2 separate regions of the Homo sapiens genome follow, and region 1 is linked to region 2. The links are chromatin loops, found by intact Hi-C in ENCODE. Cell type or tissue: mucosa of descending colon. All regions are shown on one strand. Each heading gives the region's core, and the rest is flanking DNA. Links, peaks and the distances in the headings are about the cores only.

Region 1 (4,396 bases), core at 151-4,150, 320 kb before region 2:
TGTGGCAGAGCACTGAGCCTGTGGTCAGAAATTCCAAGTACAGATTCTAACTCTGCAGCTTCTTAGGTTTCTATTTAAGATGTGATCCTTTAACTAACAAACATCTCTGTCACACCAAGGCCTCTGTTTTCCCACTTGCAAATTGGGATTTGTGGGGCCAACTTCCTAGGCTTGTTTAAGAGGTAATTGAGATAAGGCATGTACAACAGTGCTGAAAGGAAATATATTAAATTATAAGAGATTGCAATCTTCTATTCCTAGTCATCTAAGAGAGCCAGCCCAAGTTTTAGACTTTTTTGATGCAGAACTAAAGAGGGGAAGCTAAGGGTCTTGTTTCAGAAAGGGCTGAGATTTATTCATGGGAAAGAAAAAATAGACACAACTAGAAGGAAACAAGGAGATGGAGAAACGTAAGAAAGAAAACCTGGCAGGCTTAGATTTTCAGAGAGAAGTCTTTTCAGTGCGTAGTTGAGAATGAGTCCTGAGAATGAGGTTGGACAGCAGAAGTATAGAAGAGATGAGGGGAGGCCAATGGCTTAGGGGAAGGAAGGCATTAAGAAGTGATGTGTATAGGAGCTAGAATTATAAAATCTTAGAAGAAAGCATGGGAGCAAATCTTAGATATGACACAAAAGGAACAAGCAACTAAAGAAAAAATAGATAAATGGGACTTCATCAAGATTAAAAACTTTTGTTCTGCAAATGGTACCATTAAGAAAGTGAAAAAGGCAACCCACAGAACGGAAGAAGATATTTACAAATCATTTATCTGGCAAGAGACTTGTATCCTAAAAAAAGAGAAAGAACTTTTTTACAACTTAATAAAAAGATAACTCAACTGAAAAGCTAGCAAAGGATCTGAATAGACATTTCTCCCAAGAAAATAGACAAATGATCAACAAGCACGCAAAAAGATACTCAGTATCCTTAGACACTAGTGAAATGTAAGTCAAAACCACAATGCAATACCATTTTACTCCTACTAATATGGCTACTATCAAAAGACTAGACAATAACAAGTGTTGGTGATGATACAGAGAAATGGGAACCCATTGCTGATGGGAATGTAAAATGGTGCAGACATCTTGGAAAACAGTTGGGCAGTTTCTCAACATGATAAACACAGAGTTACCCTATGACCCAGCAATTCCACTCGTAGGTATATACCCAATGCAAATAATAACACATCTCCACATAAAAATTGGTATGTGAGTGTTCATGGTAGCATCATTCATAATAGCCTAAAAGTGAAAACAACTCAAATATCCATCAACTGATGAATAGACAAAATGTGGTATGTTCATACAATGGAATGTTATTTGGCAATAAAAAGAACAACATATTGGCCAGGTGTGGTAGTTCACACCTGTAATCCCAGCACTTTGGGAGGCCGAGGCAGGTGGATCACCTGAGGCCGGGAGTTTGAGACCAGCCTGAGCAACATGGCGAAACCCCATCCCTACTAAAAATAGAAAAAAATTAGTTGAGCATGGTGGTGCACACCTGTAATCCCAACTGCTTGGGAGGCTGAGGCCCAAGAATCACTTGAACCGTGGAGGTGGAGGTTGCAGTGAGCCGAGATGGCACCACTTCACTCCAGCCTGGGCGACAGAGCAAGATTCTGTTTCAAGAAACAAAAACAAAACTGTTTATAAAATAAAGTGTAAATTCAAATATACAGTGAGAAAAATAAATGATGTTATGATTTATCATTCAAATCCCATTTAATATTGAGTGATACAAATATAGACTGCGATTATTTTAAATTATTTTTAGTTTATGGACATTCTGAAGCCACATGGGCTCCAGAAACTATCTAGGTTATAGATGTAAAAGGTGCCTGAATTAGAGACTGGGCCATAGAAGGCATGTCATAAATGATAAATGGATCAGAACTGGAGATCTAGAACTTGATTGACCTTCACTATCTCCAAGAGGTCTCAGGAGCTTGGCAGGGTGTGCAAGACATTCTTTTGTGCCCAAATGTGTGCTTGACTCCCCTTCATCAGGGAGATAAGGGATAGAACTGACTGCCACAGGGAGATCAAACCCCAAGCCCCTCCAGGGCTGGAAGAGATGTCTGATGGAGCAAACAGCAGCATCATGACCAGGTAGCCAGGTAGCCCCTGGTGCTGGTGACAGCTGTCACGTGACCAGGAGGTGGTCAAAAGGTCTTAAACTTTTCAGATGTGTCCCTCAAAAACCTTCACTCTAAGAGTGAGATTTCTTTGTTGACCTCTTGCCCATCTCAACCCTTTCCTTTCGGATTCCTTTCAATAGCAGAAAAGGGTAGTGGATAGACAAACTGGCCTAGCTGAAGTACCAACTCTGCTACTCGGTTTCTGCATGGCACAGGGATGTTACTCTACCCCTCACAGTGTTGTGTGATAGGACTTTCTGCAATGACGAAAATGTTCTGTAATTCTGCACTGTCAATTTAGTCGCCACCAGGCATATGTGGCTATTGAGCATTTGAAATGTAGCTAGTGGGATTTAGAAACTAAATTTTAAGTTTTATTTCATTTTAGTTGGCCATATGTGGTCAGCGGCTACAAACTTGGAGCCTCAATTTCCCCATATCCCTCATGGGGATAAAGACACTACGGGCCTCACAGGATACTTAGGTGAATTAACAGAGGGAATGCAGGTAGGGTAGGATAATTTGCTAAGACTTGTAATTATAATTCAGTTCCCTAACCCAAGAAGATAGGCTTTGTTCCTGGCCTTGGGGATTCTTGTTTGCTAGACCTCAAACAGATGTTGCCAGAGACCCAGAAGGGAATTTCGGCATTTGTGCTTGGAAGCCTAGATCATGGAGTGAAATTAAGCTGGATCAACCCAGAGTGTAGGGTGATGGAAGCAGGTGATTCTGTGTGCAAGAGGTGAAGGAGGCCAGATCCAAAGGCAAAGCTGGATCAGAACCTCAAATCTTCCAATCCACTCTGTGTGCTGAGCTGGCTGTGTGGGGCATGAGAGTCCTTCTCCCCAGGCTGGAGCAGATAAAATCTCCTTCTCTCCTCTCTCTCTCTCTCTTTCTCTTTGGAGTCTATTAAGTGCAAACAGGAGACAGCCAGCGCGTTGTCAATCAAGCCAAAGCTCACTGGGGCTGAGGTTTAGAACCAGGGTCCCTGTTCCTGGGCCAGAATCAGGACTTGAGGGAGGGGTTGCAGAGTCTGAAGGTTGGAGCTTGGTCACGATAGCCCCAGAAACAGAGCTCGCTGGGAGCAAGCAGAAGAGGTTTCTGGGGTTCCCCACCATGGGCCAACAGGCCTTGGGGCGGCAGATGGCGAGCCTGGCCAGCACAGAGTGGACACCTTGACTTTCAGAAAACCAGCCTCTTGGGAAAGGTTTTCAGAGAGCTTCCAATAGTCTTGGGCAAGAGGGCTACCTGTGTGAAAGCAGAAGGCAGGCCCTGTCCCTGAGACTCTGACAGTGGAACGCCGCTGGTTCTGGTGCCCTTGGCTTGTCTGTCACTATCGTCAATGGTTATTGCTTTGGGAGGGGTATGGCCCCATTTTTGAGTTTGACAGTTCTGGCGGAGTCAAACATGTCTCTACTAAATAAATTAGATCTCTCCAGGGCAGATCAATATTTAATGTGGGCCTTAAAAAGACCGACTCAGGAAATGAGTTTAAAAGTGGAGAATTTGCCTTAGGTAGCAATTTCTAAAATACAGTGGTATCAGGGGACAGATTATTCAAACCCAAGCCATGGATAATATAAAAACAGTTGAACAAGCCAAGTTCTTCTTCCAGTCCATCGGTGACTCTGAATCCCCTGGTTTTCCGTGTGCTACTCGCAAAGGATTAGTTCAAGTAAAAAGACACCTTAGAGAGGATCTACCCCAGGGATGGCAAAGGCCACATGCACTGCCTGGAGCCCTCCACAGGTGGCAGGCATCAGTCATCGATCCCAACACTCTTCCTGCTTGAGTTGGAGGCAGATTCATATTTTTTTTCTCAACATCTCGCTCCCAGGTAGCCACTATCTATACTGGTCACAGAGTGGCACTTGAGGTGACATTTATTTCTCATATTCATCAAGTCCAAATTTCTCATTTAGCAGAGGAGACGCTCAAGGTTACATAGTGATTAGTGGCTGATACAGGACCAGTGCCCTGTCTTCTTGTTTCTAAAATAGACTTTTTCCCCACAGGAATGTATTAGAGGTTAGGGTTCCATCAGAGATATTTTACTGACCCCTCTGTGAGCAACACAGGGCTTTCCCTGAGCAACATTTGTCTTTTTTTCTAGAGATAAAATTAGAGCATTTCAGGGCTAGAAAGCAACTTAGAGATCTTCTCCTTCTACTCTTTCTATCATGGGGAAATGAAAACTCAGAGAGGTCAAGTGATTTGCTTAGAAACACATAACAGGTGGTTCTTTCCTCTGCAGCA
Region 2 (4,396 bases), core at 287-4,286:
AACAGGCCTTTTGAAATAACTTGCAAGTGAATTACAGCGGCTGCTTCCTATGGGAGGGAAAATTATTTCGGGCGGCTTCCAGCCCCATGTGCCTCCTTTAATTCAAGTCATATGCAAGAAATATTTATTGAGGGTGGAAGTCTCCCCATAGGTGTGTTTTAAGATCAGGCCACACTGGAGCACTCCAGTTAGCTTTTTAAAGCTGCCTTAAAAGAACATTTTTAATGCACCATCTCCTTTGCTTTGAACTGATTTCTCATTGCAAACAAACAACCCCCTACAAATATCTGCTTTCCTCTGCTTCTCCTCTGGTCTCGGCTGCCAGGCAAGCACTGAGTGCTTGGGGACACCACCATTAAGATGGTGGTTTTCAATAGAAACTTGGCATTTATCATAGTGAGAGTATTATCTTCTCAACAGAAGCTGACAATTTGTCCTATTCCTCCCTTGAGAGAATCCAGTGAGATCACATTTGCTTCCCCTGCATGCTGTTTCTCCTACTACAACATTTCTTTGCCTGGAAAGAAAATATTGTGACTCCTTGCCATATTCACTTCATTAGCATAAGAGGAAAAAAAGCCAAATCCTCCACTTAGCCTCCCCCAACACTAACTCCAGCTGGGTTAAATCTAGGAGGATCTCAGAATGAGGACTTCCATGGTTCCGGATTTGTCAGAGGGATAGCTGTGGAGGGGTGGGGGCAGAGGCTGGGAGCAACTAAGAAACTGGTCCAAAAACCGTCCATTTGGCACACAGAGAGGGCTTTGTGCAGATTAAGGGAGGGAGTTTATCAGAGGGAGTGAACCTGGTGAAAGTCAGCAATTTGGGGGTTCAGAAACACGGGATGTTGGGGGGAATGGGGAGCAGAAAGGGAATGCAGGCAGGGGAGACTATCATTAAATACCCATGTGCCAGACCCTGGGCAAATGTGTATCTTTTCATTCTTACAACCCCATTGTAAATGAAATTGTATGCCCACTTAACGGATGAGAAACCAGGCTCAGGAGACAGTTGAATCAATAGCCCAGGGTCACAATGCTAACAGCAAATGATCTGGATTCAAACTCAGGTCTGCCCAATTCCAAAGTTGAGAATTGTTCAACTTCACCCCACATAATCCCCCCACAACCCCACATAATTCCCGACAGTCTGGCAGTAAATGCCAATGGCAAATTCGGTTCATTCGAGAGGCAAAAATGTACCCACAAACACATTCTCCATGTCCACAGCCAGATTTCTCAACATCAGGGAGGATTGTGCTGTGGCTTAATGTTGTTGGACCCATTTTCATTCCCCACCCTGGCTGATCACAAGACGGCAAGTCTGGGAGAGAAACTGCCCGATGCCCATCCAAGTACCCCCATCCCTGGTGCCCAGAGGATCCATAACATCTATGAGCCTAGATGAGTCAACGCTCTCACCGTCTCACCAGCTTTTCAAAGTCACTGACCTACCCTGGTACCTCCCAAGCAGCAAGTCTACTGCTTTTCTTAGACCAAAGACAGAAAGAAGAGAAGGAGAGAAGATGAAACAGAGTTGCATATCCCAATTTTTACCCTCCTGACATCCTTCCCTTCTCTGTGTCTACCCTCTATGCCGAAACCTGCCTGAGAATCTACCGACTCTGAAAAGGGCATTACTGACCAGCTCACCCTGCCCAGATATTCCCTTAGTTCTATTAAGCTTTTGCTGCGGGTTGGAAATAGCTAAGGGATCCTAGGATGCAGGGAAATAATGGGTTTCACATAAGGAAATGCTCCAGATAATGGAATATACTCTCTTAATGCCCCATTTTAAAAAGAAAAATCCTGGCTGGGCAGGGTGGCTCATGCCTGTAATCCCAGCATTTTGGGAGGCCAACACGGGCAGATGCTCACCTCCTTTTAAGGCCAGGAGTTTGAGACCAGCCTGGCCAACATGGCGAAACATCATCTCTACAAAAAATACAAAAAATTAGCCAAGCGTGGTGACAGGCGCCTATAATCCCAGCTACTTGGGAGGCTGAGGCAGGAGAGTTGCTTGAACCCAGGAGGCAGAGGCTGCAGTGAGCCAAGATTGCACCACTGCACTCCAGCTTGGGCAACAAGAGTGAAACTCTGTCTCAAAAAAAAAAAAAATCCTAATTTTACCCTTTGAAACTCCTTCTCCAATGACTGGAACTTCCCTGCCCTCCGATACAGAGGATCCATTCATTCCACCACTGTTTACTGAGCACCAACTACTGCCCAGGCCATAGGCCAGTCCTGGTGCTACAGGGTGAGTAAACAGACCCAGCCCCACTTGGTGGAATTTACAGTCAGGTCAAGGCAAAGAGACTACACATATCTGACTTCTTGATAAGCCAAGATTCCCTCTTCCGTATTCCCATTATGGATTCTCTCAGCTCCTGGTTTCTTTCCTTGATGACACAATCTGTAATTATTTTTATTATTTCCTTGCTTGCTTTTGGCTGGTCCTCCGCCACCCACACCCCATGCTTGTTAAGCTCCAAGTAAGCAAGGATCTTGTCTGTTCCACTCACCAAGGTGCTCCTGGCTCCTAGCTCGGTACCTGGCATTCAAGGTAATCAAGGTCTGCTGAATGAATCAATGAACAAATGAATGATGCGTGAGGCTGTAGATGCAATGCCTTGTGGGCCTAATGAGGAAGGATGACTGTTTCCCTGCACTAAACAGTCCTACATTGCGGAGCTTTTCAAGATCGAAGCCTCTTTGTTTTTATAGGTTTTCTCCCTCTCGCTTTACACTGAGTTTATTAACATCTTTCCACCCCTTAATATTTGCTATAAATTTAAAAGAAGCCAGAAAACCAAGCTTATTAGAATCATATGTAAAGGAAAAGGAAAGAAAAACTTAAATGAGGATCTGAAAAGCTCTCCCAGGAGGCAAAATAAATGCAATAAACAGATTAGTGGATCAATATATATAAAGATATTTTAACAAACATCAGCCAAATGATACTGGGACAATTTCCAGGCAGTATCCGTTACCAAAAAAAGTTTAATTATTCGAGAAAGAAATGTAAAGAGTGTTCATCAGAAGGATCCACCCAGAAGAACTCTCTTTGGGCCTACATCGGTTCAACTCTTTCATCAAAGCCAGGGCAACCGGCAAGTCAGTTCCACAAACTGGAAGCAGCGGGGTAGCCGGATGGAACTCGAGGTACATCCCACCAAAATTGCATAAAACTGAATCGTCGTCTTTATGCTCAGAAGATGCAGGAAGGGCTTTTTAGTTTGCATCATTGCCAGGGTGGGTAGAAGAATTGAGTGGTAAGCTCCCCCACAGGATAGATGGAAAAGATGAATGAGAGAACGAGACAGACAGAGAGAGAGAGAGTGTGTGTGTGTGTGTATATAAAGGCTGTTGCACTAGCAAGCCTACTGCTAGACAGGACTAAAGTGGAAACTCCAGAGTCTCAGAGGACCTGAGTCTCCAACGTTGAAAATAACACCACCAGCTCATGTTTCTAACATTTGTTAAGTGCTCACTCTGTTTCTTAGCAGGATGCTAACAACTATGTGTGCATTAGCTCATTTAATCCTCATGACAACCCTATGGGTTAAAGACCATCATTATCCCCATTTTACAGATAAAGAAAGTGAGGTGGGAAGAAGTTAAATGACCTGCCCAAGGTTACCAAGCTAGTAAACAGATGAGCTGGGTCTAATACCAGACAGACTGAGTGTAAACAACCTATGCTCTTATTAGCAGGCAATATGCTCAGCCAAGGGGGTATGAAAACTATACAGTCTGAGGGCCAAAACCAGCAGCCTCCTGACTTTTGTAAATAAAGTTTTATTGGAATATAGCCACAACCATTCATTTTCATATTGTCTTTGGCTGTCATCGTGATAGCATGGCAGAACTGAATGGTTCTAGGAGACCATCTGGGCCACAAAACTAAAAATAGTTATTATCTGGCCTTTTGCAGAAAAAGTTTGCCAGCCCCTATACTAAGGAGTAAACAATAGAGATTCTCAACTTTTCTACCTATGTACTCCTCCTAAAGGCAAAGTACGTTAAGGGACAGCCCAGAATGACCAGGAACTGATGCAGCCAGAAGCGATCCTGAAGTGTCTGCAAGTATCACAGTGTTTCAAAAAAGAATTATGCAAATATTGCATTCTGTGCCATAATATTTGTTCTAATATAAAATATTTTAGACAAACTGGCCAGGTGCGGTAGCTCACACCTGTAATCCCAGCACTTTGGGAGGCTGAGGTAGGCAGATCACTTGAGGTCTGGAGTCCGAGACCAGCCTGGCTAACATGGCGAAACCCTGTCTCTACTAAAAATACAAAAATTATTCAGGCGTGGTGGCACACGCCTGTAAACCCAGCTACTTAGGAAGCTGAGGCAGGAGAATTGCTTGAACTTGGGAGGCAGAGGTTGCA

What was found. Peaks named below come from ENCODE experiments on the same cell type or tissue, not always from the same donor. Only the 100,000 strongest peaks of a DNase experiment are listed, where the experiment ranks them.
Region 1: it touches region 2 in a loop (7-fold over the local background); 1 of 110 quality-filtered maps calls a loop at or near these places.

What each region holds. Positions count from the first base shown.
Region 1 is chr17:57,735,400-57,739,795 of GRCh38, reverse strand. No RefSeq gene overlaps it. Among named protein-coding and RNA genes, the nearest start is that of CCDC182, 7.7 kb to the left of the region's middle. RefSeq lists a silencer at 2,987-3,165 and an enhancer at 3,833-3,902. In mucosa of descending colon, for the core only: no CTCF peak of the experiment used is centred there; no DNase peak of the experiment used is centred there.
Region 2 is chr17:57,412,114-57,416,509 of GRCh38, reverse strand. The region is part of intron 6 of MSI2 (musashi RNA binding protein 2); the gene reads right to left. Among named protein-coding and RNA genes, the nearest start is that of MSI2, 160 kb to the right of the region's middle. In mucosa of descending colon, for the core only: no CTCF peak of the experiment used is centred there; a DNase peak (open chromatin) is centred at 2,240.